Regions from separate parts of the Mus musculus genome. Here region 2 is linked to region 1. Evidence: chromatin loops called from intact Hi-C (ENCODE). Cell type or tissue: gastrocnemius. All regions are shown on one strand. Each heading gives the region's core, and the rest is flanking DNA. Links, peaks and the distances in the headings are about the cores only.

The links. Hi-C counts contacts between places; a loop is a spot of excess contacts. Peaks named below come from ENCODE experiments on the same cell type or tissue, not always from the same donor. Only the 100,000 strongest peaks of a DNase experiment are listed, where the experiment ranks them.
Region 2: a loop joins it to region 1, with 11 times the contacts of the local background. A loop is called at or near these places in 1 of 42 quality-filtered maps.

What each region holds. Positions count from the first base shown.
Region 1 is chr5:100,515,490-100,523,342 of GRCm38, forward strand. Cops4 (COP9 signalosome subunit 4) reads left to right here and starts at 2,820. Exons shown (of 10, transcript NM_012001.2): 1 at 2,820-3,061. The coding sequence starts at 2,988. In gastrocnemius, for the core only: a CTCF peak has its summit at 2,896; DNase peaks (open chromatin) are centred at 2,334, 2,836 and 3,625; H3K4me3 peaks cover 2,062 bases; H3K27ac peaks cover 1,693 bases.
Region 2 is chr5:100,794,277-100,802,129 of GRCm38, forward strand. Helq (helicase, POLQ-like) reads right to left here and starts at 4,324. Exons shown (of 18, transcript NM_001081107.1): 1 at 4,018-4,324; 2 at 2,078-2,786. The coding sequence starts at 4,197. Mrps18c (mitochondrial ribosomal protein S18C) reads left to right here and starts at 4,483. Exons shown (of 6, transcript NM_026826.1): 1 at 4,483-4,584; 2 at 5,276-5,337; 3 at 7,632-7,715. The coding sequence starts at 4,494. In gastrocnemius, for the core only: no CTCF peak of the experiment used is centred there; a DNase peak (open chromatin) is centred at 4,354; H3K4me3 peaks cover 2,131 bases; H3K27ac peaks cover 1,311 bases.

The sequences.
Region 1 (7,853 bases), core at 1,337-5,336:
GTGTCTGTTCACAGCAGTAAAACCCTAAGACAGTCTTACACTCCCCTTGCCCCAACCACCTAAGTTCTGGAACCACAGGCATGAGCTTCTGTGTCACACCCACTGTTCCTTGTTCCAGTCCTGTTTTTCTGCCTATATAACTTCGTCCCTCCCTCTGGAACATTTACTTTATTTTGAGAAGTGTCTGATTCTAAAAGAAAAAGTATATCCAACTGAAGATCTTTAAGTTGTTGTGATTTTATTTTTGGCAACACTGAATGGGAAGCTGAACTTTCTTCCTCAGGGAAGGCAGCTAATCTACCTTCCCTGAAGGCACACAGATATTTAGGTGGTCAGATGGATGGGTTTTGGTAGAAACTGCTGGTTCCCATCATCCCTCATTCCCTGCATCCATCTCTCTCCCCTGCCTCTTATTCATCTCTCTCACTCTTGGACTAGAAATTTAGTCCAGGACCTCTACACAATAGGCAAATGAGGTGCAATGTGTATCCCAGCCTTAAAAAAAGGTTTACTTATTTGATTTATATGAGTAGACTGTATCTGTCTTCAGACACACCAGAAGAAGGCACCAGATCCCATTACAGATGGTTGTGAGCCACCATGTGGTTGCTGGGAATTGAACTTAGGACCTCTGGAAGAGCAGTCAGTGCTCTTAACCGCTGAGTCATCTATCCAGCACCTCTTACCCCCAGCCTTTTTTATACTTTCTATTCTCACACAGGTCCCACTAAGCTGTTTAGGCAGGCCTTGAGAGGCCTATGCCATTAAGCTCTGTGCACACAAAGGCTGCCCAATTGGAAAGTGGGCTTCCGGGCTCACCACTGTTAGGCATTCTTGCCAAAAGGACGTGATTTGAACAGTGTGGATAACCTCTACTTTACTTTGTTTGCCTTGCTCATGTCCAAAGAGAGAACATGCCATTTGTAACATGCCAAGATGGCTAAATGCTTCAAGTTAGTATTTGTTGTAGGTAAGTCTGCAAGAAATTGCAATCCTAAATATATCTGACTGGAAGACAAAATACTAGAATTCTCCTGTTCAGGATGATTTGGGAATATCTGCCAAAAAATGTGTATGCATCCTGACTCACTTTGGGGAATGTATTTTACTTGCACACATCTTAAATCATGCACATATAAGTTCATTCACTGCACCATTGGCTGCTCTATAAAAAACGTTCTTCATATGTCCTGTATGTTGTAACATACCTTTGCTACTTTAAAAATAATGACAGAAATAATAATGTCTTATATGACTAGGTCACCAGAAAAAAAGAGAAAACTCTAAAGGAGAACAATAAGGCATGTTACTTTCTGTGAAAGGAAGCGAATACAAAAACCTTGCATTTATCAGATTGTATTTTTGGAAAGAAGTTTTGTAAGAAAACATGAATAAGAAATGTAACCACATGTAAATGCAGGATGATCACATACCTTGTCACTCGTGAAACAGGTTCTCAATTGAAGGGCAGTATTACTAATCACTTCAGAACAATAGATGAAAATCAGCATTGTCTGAACAAAGTGGTATGTATAACCAACACTTTAAAAAGATACAGGGTGTATCAAGGAATGCACATATATAGTCCAAAGGTATATGTGTATGTGTGTGTGTGTGCACATTAATCTGTATTACATCTTAGAGCTTTGTGGGACAGGGTCTCTAGTAATCCCAGCTGGCTTCCAAGTCGATAGGATCAGGGGTATAGACTTGAACTCCTGATTCCCTAGCCTCCACTTCTGGAGTGCTAGTATTACGGTGACCACCATGAAACCTAGCTATTTATTTGTTTATAAGGGGAATGTGCCAAAAGCAGTCCACTATGATCATAAACTGTGCAGTTGAGTTTCCTCCCAAGTGGAAAAAACGCAGACATCGGCACACTTAGATGCCAGTGACTCATCGTGGGAGGAGCATATTCTTGATCGTGGTATACTCTTTCCCAGGTAAATGATCTGAAGAACCAGCCTGTCTCCATTTCAGACTTAAAAGCCATCTTATATAGTAAAGACAGATTAGGTTCCTTTCTGTTTACCATTAAACCTCTGTTCCAGACAAACTAGGTTCTTTCTTGTTTATGACTAAACCTTTGTTTGTCAGACATTGGGCTATTCTCCACCTGTAACCTTAACTACAAAATGTTCTGCACTGCCTGTTCCAGGAATAGAAGTCATGTCTTTGCTTCAAGAAGTGGTTTATAACCACCTTGGAGCCTTATCTGCTGCATAGGTTCCATGACCACCTATGACTACCTTGTTATGGCTACCTGTTGTGTTACCTTGTTTTGCTCGCCGCCTAGTTTGCCCGCCAAATCTCCGATATGGAACCCCTTACCCCTGAGCTATAAACACCTTGTCTTCCTTGAATCCAGGGCTGACCTACTGAACTCCACCTTAGGGGAAGGCAGCTTGTGTACACGAATAAAAAAGCTTGCTTTCATGGATTGCTTGTTGTAATTTGTTGTAAAATGATGATTTGGGTCTGTTGTATTTTTCCTCTTATCTTTGGAATTGACATTCCGTGTGTGTGTGTTGGTTGGTTTTTGTTTCTTTTTTCTTCAGTGTTGGACTATAGTGAATTGGAAGTAACTCTTTACATAGGTCGTTTAAGTGATGCCTTAAAGAACGGAGCGGAGAACGATAATAATCAGTCCCGGAACTTAGGGAAAACGTCGTCCTTTGACTTGCCGGGCCTTTACTGAAGTTGCACAAAGTACACGCCCTCAAGTTCTTCAGCCAATCCCAGGTCGGAGCGTGAGCGCCTGCGTCTCTCGGGAGACCTGGGCGGTCCTCAAACCGGAGGAGAGGAGTCTGGTGTCACTCAACTCGGAGGGCGGAGCTAATTCCTGCTCCCCTATCCGGCGCTCTGGCCCACAGAGACGCTGCTCTATGGCACCTCGCGTCCCCTCTGCCCGCCTCCTGGAGGACCACGCTCGTTTTCTTCTTGGCAGCGAGAGGTCCCGCAGCCGTGGCTGAGCTGGAGGAAAGATGGCGGCTGCCGTGCGACAGGATTTGGCCCAGCTCATGAATTCAAGCGGCTCTCATAAAGATCTGGCGGGCAAGTGAGTATTTCTTAGGAGTACAGAGGTAGGAAGGAAGCCGCAAGTTTATCTTCCCAGAGGCGACGGGCGCTCCGGGGCGTGAGGCTCGAGCTAGGCCTGACTCAGGGGGGCGGGCCTGAACTCGGCTGTGGCGGTAAATGTTGGGAGCAACAGAAAGCTGTAGGGACGGTATGCTGGGGTCCTGACCGTCCCAGGACCCCAGGTGGCTGCCAGCTTCTTAAGTCCTTGATAACGCCCTCTGCGGGTTCTTTTGGCTTCTGGAAGCGAGGTAAGAAAGATGACGGCTCGCCCGGCGGTGGGCGCCTTCCTTAGAGTCTCTTCGGCGAGCCCGACACACCGAGTTTGACTTCGGTTCGCTGCCGCCCCTGCCTTCGCCGTGTTGGAGGTAAATTTATATTCTGGACTTTGATGCAGACTTTTATTTCGAAGAGATGGCTTTCCAGGATTGATAGGGGCAGAGGAGGTATGGATGCTGTCATGTGGTCCAGAACTTCTCTCAGTTCATAGCGTGTGTGGGTCCTTATGTTCTGGATACTCGCAGTCTGTCACCAACTCTGGAGAAGAGAACACAGGCAGAATGTCCTCGGGCTCAGGATGTCTAGAACAGTGATATTTCCAGGGTCTGCTAAGGAATTTTGTCGAAACCTTAGGGTGCTTAGAGCCACGACAGGTCAAAAATTGGGACATGTTTCAGTCCCCTCAAGCAGTTGTTGAACAGCTGTAGTCTTCTTTGTGTAGATTTTTCACAGTTTTGCCTTCTAATGAAAGTATGCCTTCAATTGGCCCTAACATTTACACCTCACAGCTGAGGGCATGTTGATCTAATTAATGAAATATTCTTGCTCAAACCTGCACATTGAAATGGTGTGTGTGTTGTGTGGCCGCTGTGCTGGGCTTTTCTGTGTAGAAAGTACAGTCTACCTTATTAGTGGGAAATTTAGTTGTATAACCTGGGCTTAACTACATCATTCTTTATTTTTCCGCTTTAAAAAAATGGAAGGGTAATCGTGAGGCTTAGTCTTATCTGATTTCAAAATGAGCATGTGTCTATGTACTAATTACACTTCAATAACTGAGCACAGTCCCTGGTATCTGGAAAATGTCATAATGTTGTTATGAAGCAGTCAGTAAGTACATACGACTTATTCCAGGGGTTGGAAATAGTTCATTTATGTCTTCATCGTTTGGTTGTTTTTCCATGTATTAATACTTTTATAGCTTTGGATAGAAGTCAAACTAGCTTATGTATTCCCTTATATTTCCTTTGTTTTTTTCTCTCTTTATTACAGAAAATGTAAGTTCATTAATTATCAGCTAAGATGCAGGTGTTAGAACTTGAAAATCTTGTGGAACTTCATTACTATTTATCTCTCTAGCCCGGAATTAGAAATGAACAGTAGCATGTCTCCAATAGGGTGTTTCTTTTGCCTGTTGTAGCTAAATAAGTACACAATTGAGTAATATAAAAGTGACACCCCCCACCCCCCACCCCGGGATTCTGTATGTTGCCTGGCCTGTTTTCTTGATCTTACCTGGTTCAGTTACGCAGATTAATTTGGCTAGCAGATGCACTAGGGCTGGCCACGTGTAGATAGATACCTGGCAGTTGGCTGGATCTTTTATTCTCACTACATGGTTTAGCTTTGGCTTTTTTTTCTGGGACTTCCTGCATCAGAGTGTTCTAACAGGGTGAGAGTGGAAGCTGTAAGGCATAAGGCTAGTCTGACAAGTCTCACATCAGTTCTGTAATACCAATGAAAGCAAGTAGCGAGACCAGTCCAGATTCCAGGGGAAAGGAAATGGAATATATCACTAACTCTTTAGAAGCAAAGTGGTATTTTGCAGGAATATGAATGGAGGGTGGAGTGCCAGCCTACCAAGTGGATTTCCTTAAGAGGAAATGAAATACTTTGCTTGATAATGGATAGCCCATGCAGTGTTAGTTGGCACCCTCTCAACATTGCTTTCTTTCTTAAGAATTAGCTTATTATTTTTATTTATGTGTATGTGTGCCGTGTGTGCAAATGCCTATGGGTGTTCAAAGAGGGAGTGCATCCCCCTGAACCTGGAGTTACAGGTGGTGCTGAGCCACCTGGGTGGATGCTGGGAATTGAACTCAGGTCCTCTGGAAAAGCAGCAAGCATTCTGTTAACCACTGAGCCATCTCCAGGCTTCAGTGCTTTTTTTCTGAGGATATTCTTGGCCTTCCCTTTAGGTATTTACCTAGTACTATCTGGTAAGAATGTGTCAGAATTTACTTTCATAACAACACAGTTCTGCCAGCCACATACTTTATGATGTACATATGTCAACTCATCTGTTCGTTTATGGTTTTTATGTTGGGAACTGAGAAACAAAGGCTCTCACTTTAAGAAATTATAGAGTACAAGATTTCTAATGCTGACACTTTCTGTTCCATGCAGTGTAGTGTTCAAGAATTGTTGGTTAAATCAGTGACAAGCCAAGGGCTAGGGTTGGGGGCATGACGTCTATTTGAACCCAGGTTTTTTTCAAAAGCTCACTTTTAACCATCCAGATCATATTGCCTCCCCTCCTCCTCCTCCTTCTCCTCCTCCTCCTCCTCCTCTTCTTCTTCTTCTTCTTCTTCTTCTTTTTTTTTTTTTTTTGGTTTTTCGAGACAGTGTTTCTCTGTATAGCCCTGGCTGTCCTGGAGCTCACTTTGTAGACCAGGCTGGCCTCAAACTCAGAAATCCGCCTGCCTCTGCCTCCCAAGTGCTGGGATTAAAGGCGTGCGCCACCACCGCCCGGCTACCTCTCTTCTTAAAAGCTCATTTAGACATGCTTTCTGATTAGCTAAAGTTAGTATAAGAAACTAGCCATATAAATAGCATTTTGTTGTGGTTGTTGTTGCAGATATAGACTGCTTTTTATATATGATATATATTATATGTGGGTTGGGTTTTTCTTGTTTTTTTGTTTTGTTTTTTTTAATCTCTTACAAAGTTTAGAAGAGCAGACTGGAGCAATAGCCTGGCTAGTAGGAGCACTGACTGTTCTTCCTGAGGACCTGGGTTCAGTTCCCAGCATTCACATGGTGGCTCTCAACCATTTATAATTCCAGTTCCATGGGATCCAATGCTCTTTTCTGACCTCTGAGGGCACCAGACAAACCCGTGGTGCACAGACACACATGCAGACAACACATACACATAAAAGTAATTACATTTTTTTTTTCAAGAAAAGTTCTAGAAGCCAGGTGAAGGCCTTTGATTCCAGTACTTGTGAGTTGGAAGCAGGTCGGTCTCTTTGAGTTCCAGGGCAGCCAGGCTATATAAAGAGACCCTATCTCAAAAAATCCAAAACTCAGAACAAAAAGCCCCCAGACTTTGAGAAGAGGAAGAGAGACTGGAGAAGGAGCCTGCGAAGGTGATTGTTGTGACAGCCTGGCTGACTTAGTTGGCGAGCCTGCTTGGTTCTTCAACATTTGATTCAGATGCGACCTCCTGGAAACCTGCTCCTCATGCGCACACTCAGGCGAGCACAGCATCCTCACATGGCAGCTGGCTAGTGAGCTTCCTGTGCACAGCTGGAGCCTACTTTCTCGTGGACAGAGATTAGGTTGTTTTGTTCATTTCTTCACTTCCCTGACCAGAATTCAATTTTTAAAAAATGTTACTTCCTTGAGGGCACGAGTGTTAGGTCTTTGTTGAATCCATCTTATGGAAATCTGACCTTTAAGACTTCCTCCTCCCAGTTCTAAAGTATGGATGGTGTCCGGAGGAGGCTGGGGGCTTTGCAGTTTAAACATTTATCTTTTGTTTGTTTGTTGTTTTGAGACAGAGTTTCTTGTAGCCCAGACTAGCATCCAACACTATAGCCCAGGATGGCCTTAAACTCCTTCCAAACTGTGCTTCAGACTCCCCAAATCTGGGTTTACGAATGTGCCCTGCCAGGATCTGCTAACATTTTATAAGTTGTTAGTTATAGAAGACTTCTTAGTAATAGAAGGCCTTTGCTTACCAAGACTTATTTTTTCAGAAGGAAGAAAAATAAGATTGTACTGTGCTCTAGTGAGGTAGACATTGGATTAGAACTTTCTGTTAATGGAGGAATAGAAGTCGTCAGCATTCACACCCGTGTCTGCAGTGGCAGAGAAACTGGGTAATCTCAAAGCCCCTTTTGACTCAGATTCTTTGCTTCTCTGCTGATCCTTCAGGGCAGTTTCAGTGATTCCTATGTCCAAAATAGATACCATTTGTGTGCCAAACACTATGTGGAAGTAGATAATGTTATAGGGGGAAAAAAAACCCAGAGAAAATGTCTTTTTAGTTTTTTCAAAGCAAACAGCTTTATTTAGGAGATGTGCTACAGCCCATGTCTGTGAGCTCCTAACTAAATATAGCCACAACTTTGTCCTTACATTATTTTGACCAAACTTGGCTATGTTTTTTAATTTGTTTTTTGGTTTTAGTGTCTTGTTCATACCCTAGACTGTCTTGAAACTCTTTATATATAGTTTATAGTCACCTCAAAGTCATGACAAACTTCTTGCCTCAGATTCCTAACAGAAAATGAACTTCTTGTTTTCAACTAAAACCTGTAGATTATCTTCCCCCAGCATTTCCCATTGCCACTAAATTGTAATACAGTGCTTAAAGAACAAGAGATTATTAGAGATTATTTCTCCTAAAAATTGTGTTAGCACGTACTTGCTTTAATTTTGGCCACTTCACTATGATGCGTCTATGTAAATAGCAGTTCTCGTTTACTGTGAATTAAGCCACTGAAAAAAGTCACCTAGTGACTTAAAACATAGTAACATGTTTAGTTT
Region 2 (7,853 bases), core at 2,572-6,571, 280 kb after region 1:
GTGTACTCACATAAATTAAAAAAAAAAAAAAAAAATTAAACAGAGTTAGCTCAGTAGTAAAGTGTGTACGTGATGTGCAAGGCCTTACATTTGATCTCCAGACTATAAATAAACCAAAATATTTAAAATGTAAATATTTTCCGATTGGTATCAGCCACCAGTTATGAAACTGCAGGTGTTTGTACCGAAACTCAGCTACACAGGCGTGTGCACACGTGCACTTACCCTCACATATGCAAAGCTGTTTGCTGAAGCTTTCACTTAAGACACTGAATATAACTAACAGTTGTTATAATTATTGTGCACTTGGCAAAGAATCTAACTACACTGTTCCCCGCACCCGTTAGATAGATAAGGCACTGTGTAAGCAACAAGGCCAGGGTTAAAGAGGCTGACAAAACCTGGCAGTTGAGTTCTCTCCAAAACACAATATACTAAGCACAGTGCTAGCTACTTAAACGTTGCGTTCCATTCCTGTCCTAACCGAGCACTGTTACATGCCTGTAATCTCAGTATTTGGGACATAGATGTAGAAAGAGCATTGGTTTGGGACAAGCCTGTGCTATGAGATCCTGTTTCAAAACAGGAAGGCTAGGTATGTAGTTCAGCGGCAGAGTACCTTTCATGTCATGGGTTCAACGTCAGATACCACAAACTACCTATAGACTCCAAAAGCCAAACAAAATAGGAGAGGCCTAAAATCCTACCCTCAAGGAATCCCTCTGGCAGCAGACTGAGACTCAACAAAGCAGCCAGTGGAAGGGCAGAGGGAAGAAAGTTAGCCTGTACTTAGAGTAACAAAAGGTTCTTTGAGTATTATTGAGACAGGGTCTCATGTAGCCCAGGCTGGCCTTGAACTTGCTATGTAGCTGAGAATGACCTTGAAGTCCTGATCGTCTGACCTCCACCTCCTGAGGGCAAGGACTGTGGGGCTGCACACTACCCAGCACAAGACTGTTTGCTCACAAGCCATGTGCCTCACAATTTAGAATTTCTTGGATTTTGTGTTTATGCGGACAGTACATGTCTAGTCCCAGAGGTCTGAAGAGGGACTCAGATTCCCCTGGAGCTGGAGTTACAGATGCCGTAAGCCACCGTGTGGGTGCTGGGAACCAGATAGTCCTAAGTCCTTAGTTGCTGAGACATCTAGAATGTCTAGATTCTTACTGGCTGAAGGTAGTCTTTTGTTTCCTATCTTTCTACTTCAACCTGACTGTCTCCTGACAATCCACGTCTTCAAATACTTCAAAAGTTCTCCCAAGGAAGCTTCCAGTGACGGCTGATGGACTGATCTCCTAGTATGGCAGCTGCTGTGCCCTTGTTTACCATGGTCTATCTGAAATATATGCAAGGACACGGGGCTTTTGAAAAACATCACATAATTATTATTACTGCTGTCTTCTTAAAAAAATTATTTTTGTCTTATGTGCACTGGTGTTCTTCTTGCTTGTATGTGTGAGAGATGGTGTCAGATCTCCTGGAACTGGAGTCACAGGCAGTTGTGAGCTGCCGTGTAGGTTCTGGGAACTGAACCCTGGTCCTTTGGAAGAGCAGCCAGTGCTCGTAACGACTAAGCCAACTCTCCAGCCCCTACTGTAGTCTTTTCTGCACTTACATCTTAGCTGTCTTTAAATGCATTTTAATTTTAACTGCTATTACCAACTTCTTTCACTTAAGATTCTGAGCATTCAAAGGAATTGCCACAACTCTAAATGCCAAAGAAACAATAAAAACGAATCAGAGGAAGGTCAGAAGCAGAGTGTGAAGGGGTTGAAAACGGTAGGACACGTAGCTGCTCTGGACGCATGTCAGTGCTCAAGCTCCTTAGTCTTAGTCACTTACACAAGGGCACAGGAGTGAATGGACTGAAGACAAAGCCAGATACCTACCCTGAGAAGGACAATACACAAGGAAGGAAAGAAGTCCACGAGAGGGATGCAGGGTTAACGCAACTGATACTCTTGCTCATTCGAGATCAGAGACGGAACCAGGGAATCACCTGCTTCCACTGATTTGGTTTAATACTCTAATACTATTTGAACTATAAATTTGGTTTCCTTTTTATACAAAGCATTACCATATAGCTTTTTGATTCCTTTCAATTGAACGTAAAGATCTCTCACTTTGCTGGGTAGCGAATAAAAAGGACCAAGATCATCTGACGGTGACTCAATGGCTTTCTTGGCGACGCTGATCTCCTCAGACAGGAGCGCCTCTCTGAGGTGTTTACTCCTGGGAAATGCTGGGGTCTGGGCCCTGGCATTCCCAGCCATGGTACTTTTCAGATGGTCTTTCAGACTTTTTCTCCTGCTTGACTCTGAAGCAGCTCTGACGTTAGAGAAGTCATTATTTGGCTCGGGTTGCTCTGTGTGGCTGGAGACCAACTCTTCATGTGATGACTTCTGTGGGTCCCCATTTGTCTTCTTAGTGCACGGATCGCCCAAAGCTTCTGGTGAGTTCTGCGGATTTTCAAAGTATAAAATTTGAGAAGAAGGCACATCAAACGAAAGATCGCTTCCAGGTTCTGGTTCAGCAGGGACATCTAGGTGACTCTGCTTCTGGCCGTGCTCACTAGTTTCCGGGTCAGTGAGGTTGATTACAGTAGTAACTCTGAGGTTGTTTTTGAGGCCTGCTGAACAAAGGTCTTTGGTGCCAGAGTCTGCATCACGGTCCCCACATTCAGGCAGTTGCATATATCTCTGTTCCAGGTCATCAACGTGAGCTAAGAAGGAACTTTCTGTAAAGCTGTCATAGTCACCAAACATGTCCTCTTCGCTGTCATTTTCCTGTAAGGAAACAAAGATACATACATGAATTCCATCCTCATTTTAAAAAAACAAATGTCCCAGCAAAGGACTATCCCAATGATATCACTATATGCAAATTATCCTCTGAATACATATTATCATCACCAAACAAAAGAAACAAGTCCAGAGAGTTGCTCTGACTTGCCTAAACAGTACTGCTGGCTTATTATGGGATATCAGGATGCTAAGAAACATTTTTTTAAAAGTCAGAACAGGATCTCACCTTACTGAGGCTACACACTCCTGATCCTCCTGCCTGTTTCCTGAATGCCTCACCATGCCTGGTTTTAGGAGGTGTTGGGATCAAACCCAGGGTGTTGGGCATTCTAAGCAAACATTCTGTCAACTCAGATACATCCCCCAAGGGGTGATACTGGAATTCTAAATTATTTATTCTGGTGCTGCCATGTGAGCCCAGGGCCTGCCCCAGGCTCCGCTGCTGAACCTAACCGCCCAGTCTTTGGCATTTTAATTCTTAAACCTATGCTAAAGCACTTAAGAATGAAAGAACAGTAACTCTCTCCAAGATTCAATAGATGCTTCTGATAACTGTGGTAATTCCGGCCCAGGCACTAACGTAGAAGCTGGTCTGCTACAAAATCATGATTGTGCCATTAGACACTACAATGTTCCACTAGACACTACAATGAAATTCTGTTCTGAACTTGGAATTGAGACAGTCATGTGCACACTCATGTATGGTGGCTTACAGAACAGAGATGTAAACTGGGAGGTGATAATTATTTATTGAGTCACAACTTTAGTCTCTCAACTTCCCTGGACTCACTTACCGTTGTAAAAGTCTACATAATATGGCTAGTTTAATAACGTAACTAGCAATTAATGGGTCATCAATAAAAATGTTTTATCAGTAAAGTAGAGCCGAGCCATTTGGAAGGCTAGCTTTCTCTCTGTCAAGCCAGTTAATTGCCCCGTGAATACTTTTTATGACAGGGGATGGAAGGAGCATGTAGGTTTGACATCTACCTAGAAGTCGGGGGTTTAAGCAGTGTCTCCCAAGTGATGGAGATAAAAGGATAACAAAGGTGAGAGAGCGAGCTAAGGCTACTCATGATGTGCACCTGGGAAGAAGGCGGTTTCACCTCCCGCGCAGCCGTGCCCGGGGCGGGACACGCGGTTGCCACCGCAGCCCCTGGGATGACAGGACCGGGCGAGTCAACGGGGATGCGGGGACTCAGCAGGGCTGTACCTGGGCGTGCTCCGGGCTCCCGGTTTTCCGGCGGCGGCTCCCGGCTGCAGCTTCGTCCTCCGTGTCCTCGGCAGGCTGGAGCTCGGCCGGGGTCGGGGAGGCACGGAGGTTCTCCAGGTTGCCGCGGTTCCTTTTGCGGACAGACACCCGCCGGCGGATGCGGGGACAGCCGTCCTCCATGACAACGGCCCAGAGTCCCTGCGACAGCCGCCCTGGGTGCAGCCCGGAGCCGGTGGCGCCGTTCTGGAGACAGCAGGTGACCCAGCATCAGCTTTCCATCCCTCAGCAGCGCAGCCCCGGGTCACGTGACTTCCGGCCCGGGAAGCGCGGGAAGATAAAGGTGCAGTGCATTGAAACCCGGGCCGCGTTCGCGCCGGAACCTTTGCGTCGAATCCCGGGCAGACAGGGGAAGAGCACCAGAAAGGACCTGTCGGGGCGCTTAGGGAAATAGAAAGGAAGAGGAAGGGCGGAGAACCATGGCCGCTCTGGTTGCTCTGTGCAGTGGTATAGGGAGGAAGAATTTGACAACCGCGGCTGGCTGCTTCACGGATCGCGGAACTCAAGCAGGTAAAACGTCCGGCATAGCATTATAGCCGCTGATTGTCGGTGGGGTCCTCGCCGTTAGCAAAATGACTATTTCAATAGAACTAGGTTTGAGATAAGTGGGAGGCTCGAGTCATCGTAGACTAGTTTCCTAGAGCTGAAGAGGACTTTGAGGTGTAGTCAACCACTTTACCCCGTTACTTATTCACTTTACAAAAACCTATCGCCCCGACTCCTCAATAAGACTTTCTGGACACTTGTTGGCTGTGGTTCTCTTGCATCTGTTTCCATCCGCTGCTTGGACGAAGCCTCTCAGGAAACAGTTATGCTATCTAGGCTCCTGTCTCCAAGGTGTAGTCAACTCTTTTTTTGTTTGTTTGTTTTATGCTTCTTTGTCAATGTCTTGAATCTTTTTATTTCTCCTTTGGAATGACAGTACCATTCTGTTGTTTCTGTACATATTTGAATTTCAATCCGTAACTGTAGAAATGAGAAAGAATTTATAGGAGAGGAAGTATATATGTCCTTTATCCAAAGCCTTTGGAACCGCTCATTTTGAGTCCTATTATGTCCCAAATCTAACAGGTTGCTAACTAATCATTGAAAAGAATGTTTGATATTGTGCCCTTTGATTATCTAGCATCTTTAAAAACGTAAATCTTGGTTAGATATGCAGCGAATGAAAACAATTGTGTTGTCGCCATTTTCTCTTTAGTTTCTGTGATTTGGAGACGATGTTTTTCACAGTTTGAACAGGTAACCAGCAATGAGGACCTGGTAAGATTTCGTTTTCTTTTTTTAAAGAAGACATTATTTTATTATTTGTATGTATGTGGGGGAGGGGAGTTGTGGAAGCCAGAAGAGGGCATTGGATTCTCCTGGAGCTGGAACGAGGTGGTCGTGAGCCACTGGGTGTGGGTGCTGGGATTCAAACCCTGTACTTAGTAACATTAGGGAGTACTTTTAACCACTGACACCTATCCAGCCCCAGGTCCCCCTCCCCCCATATTACTAATTCATTTCCAAATTCAGCCTAATTTTTAATATTTGGAATTCAATTATAGGACAAAATAATGGTTATCTTTTATTGACTATAGTCACTTGTGTTTTGTAGAGAATTCCTAGATTCAGTCTGTAATGTATTCTTCTTCATAGATATTAAATATAAGGATACATGATTTGAGAATATCTAAATATAGCTTCGGTGGGTAGGATAATTGTAGGTAATAGAAACCTGACAGGCTACCTTGATAAAAGATCCAAATTCAAGTTTTACAGTAAGACATTCAACTAGTTGCTTCTTAACTATAGGTGTATTTTTATGGGTTTCAAGTGTGAACAGGGATGTGGGAGCCTAATCACAGCACACGAGAATTTAGCTGGAGCTGAGAAGGAATACAGCTTATATTCAAGGCAAGCTAGATATGGTGGTATACACGTACTGTGACAGCACTTAGGAAGCTCTGAGGCAAGAGGAGCTTGTGAGTTGGATACATCCTGGACTACAACAAAACCAATCACTGTTGTGTCTTTTGGCTAAAATCAAGTGTAAAAACCCAAAATCTTAAAAGATTATGTTAGATACCAAAGCAGTTGTCTAAACACATGCGACTCCACCTTAGTCATCTAATTCATGCATCATACTTTAAAATAAAGGAAATTTACATTTCCTTTTTTAGGTCATGTGACTAATGAAAATTCTGTTTCTTTCCCACAGAAAAATTCGGTCACCCAGTCATACTCCTTTATCACAATTAAGGAAAACTATAGATATCAAAGCCATTTCTAAATTAAGACCCTGTGCCAGAATGCGTTGGTACAACATGTAATTAAAGCATTTGGGAGGCCGGCGTAGAAGGATGGGGAGTTTGAGATCACCATGTGCTACATGGAGAGTTGTAGGACAGCGGAGCTACATAGTGAGACCCTATTTCAAGAAACACAAGAAAGAAACACACACATACTCATTCAAAAAAACAGAAAACAGGGACATAGAAAAGGGATTGTGGGGCTGGTGAGATGGCTCAGTGGGTAAGCGTACCCGACTGCTCTTCCAAAGGTCCGGAGTTCAAATCCCAGCAACCACATGGTGGCTCACAACCATTCGTAACGAGATCTGACGCCCTCTTCTGGAGTGTCTGAAGACAGCTACAGTGTACTTACATATAATAAATAAATAAATCTTTAAAAAAAAAAAAGGGATTGTGGTGAGAAAAGAGATGGAAAGGGCAGGGGGACAAAAGAGGTTAATGGAATATATATGTTGAGTTAGTTCAAGAGCAGAAAGGGGTATTATTGGGAATGAAGAAGGAAACCAGCAAGAGAGAGAGAGAGAGAGAAAGGCAGGGTGGTTGAGAGCAGTAGAGACTAAATAAGAACAAAGCATAATTACACACACACACACAGAGGCGCACACGTGCACATACACACATATGTACACATACACATAATCTCACACAATCCTGTTCGTATGCTCACCAAAACTTTAAATGTCACTATATTGGTGACTACTGTTCTCATAGTTAGAGGGAGGCACTGTGTCAGGAACAGTAAGGTGAGAAAATGCACAAGGGCCCACACAGACTCTCATAACACCCTAGAAGGTGATGGTAACAAACCTTTTTTATTGCACTAAACCATGAAACATTGTCTATTTATAAAGTGAAATGGTGAAAAACACCTGGCAGAAAATTTGTGTATGGATAAATGACTTAGCACATGTATACTTTTAATAAATTAATCTAAAAGAAAACGAATGATAAAATTATGTTTATACCAAGCAATTTTCTTGAAATAAAATTTAAATTAATTAACTTTAAATTGAACTAAGGTTCTTTGATTATATGCAATTGAAACGCAGCATTTGAGCAAGAACTCTTTTATCAACTGACTTATCTTGGAAGTCCTTTTCTGCTTCAAGGCAGAATATTTAATGTGGCAATCTCTCTTTAGCCAGATTTACACAAAATAAAGAACTTGTATTAAAAAAAAAAGTATAACTGTAGCTGTAGCTTTAACTTTTCTGATTAAGTCTTAACACAGTTCATCCTGAGACTGTCCTTTTATCCTAGCCAGTCCCAATGGAGAACCCCTACAAGGAGCCTCTTAAGAAGTGTGTCTTGTGTGAGAAACGTGTAGATTACAAGAATGTGCAGGTGAGCACTGGTGATGCTTGACTAGGAGTCTGCTCAGAGGACTGTCATGCCAGCAGGTTTTATGTAGGATGGATTCAGCAATTTCAAGGTGTCAAATCTTGTTCTACCTTCCTATGTTAGCTCGTCAGTGTGAGGCCC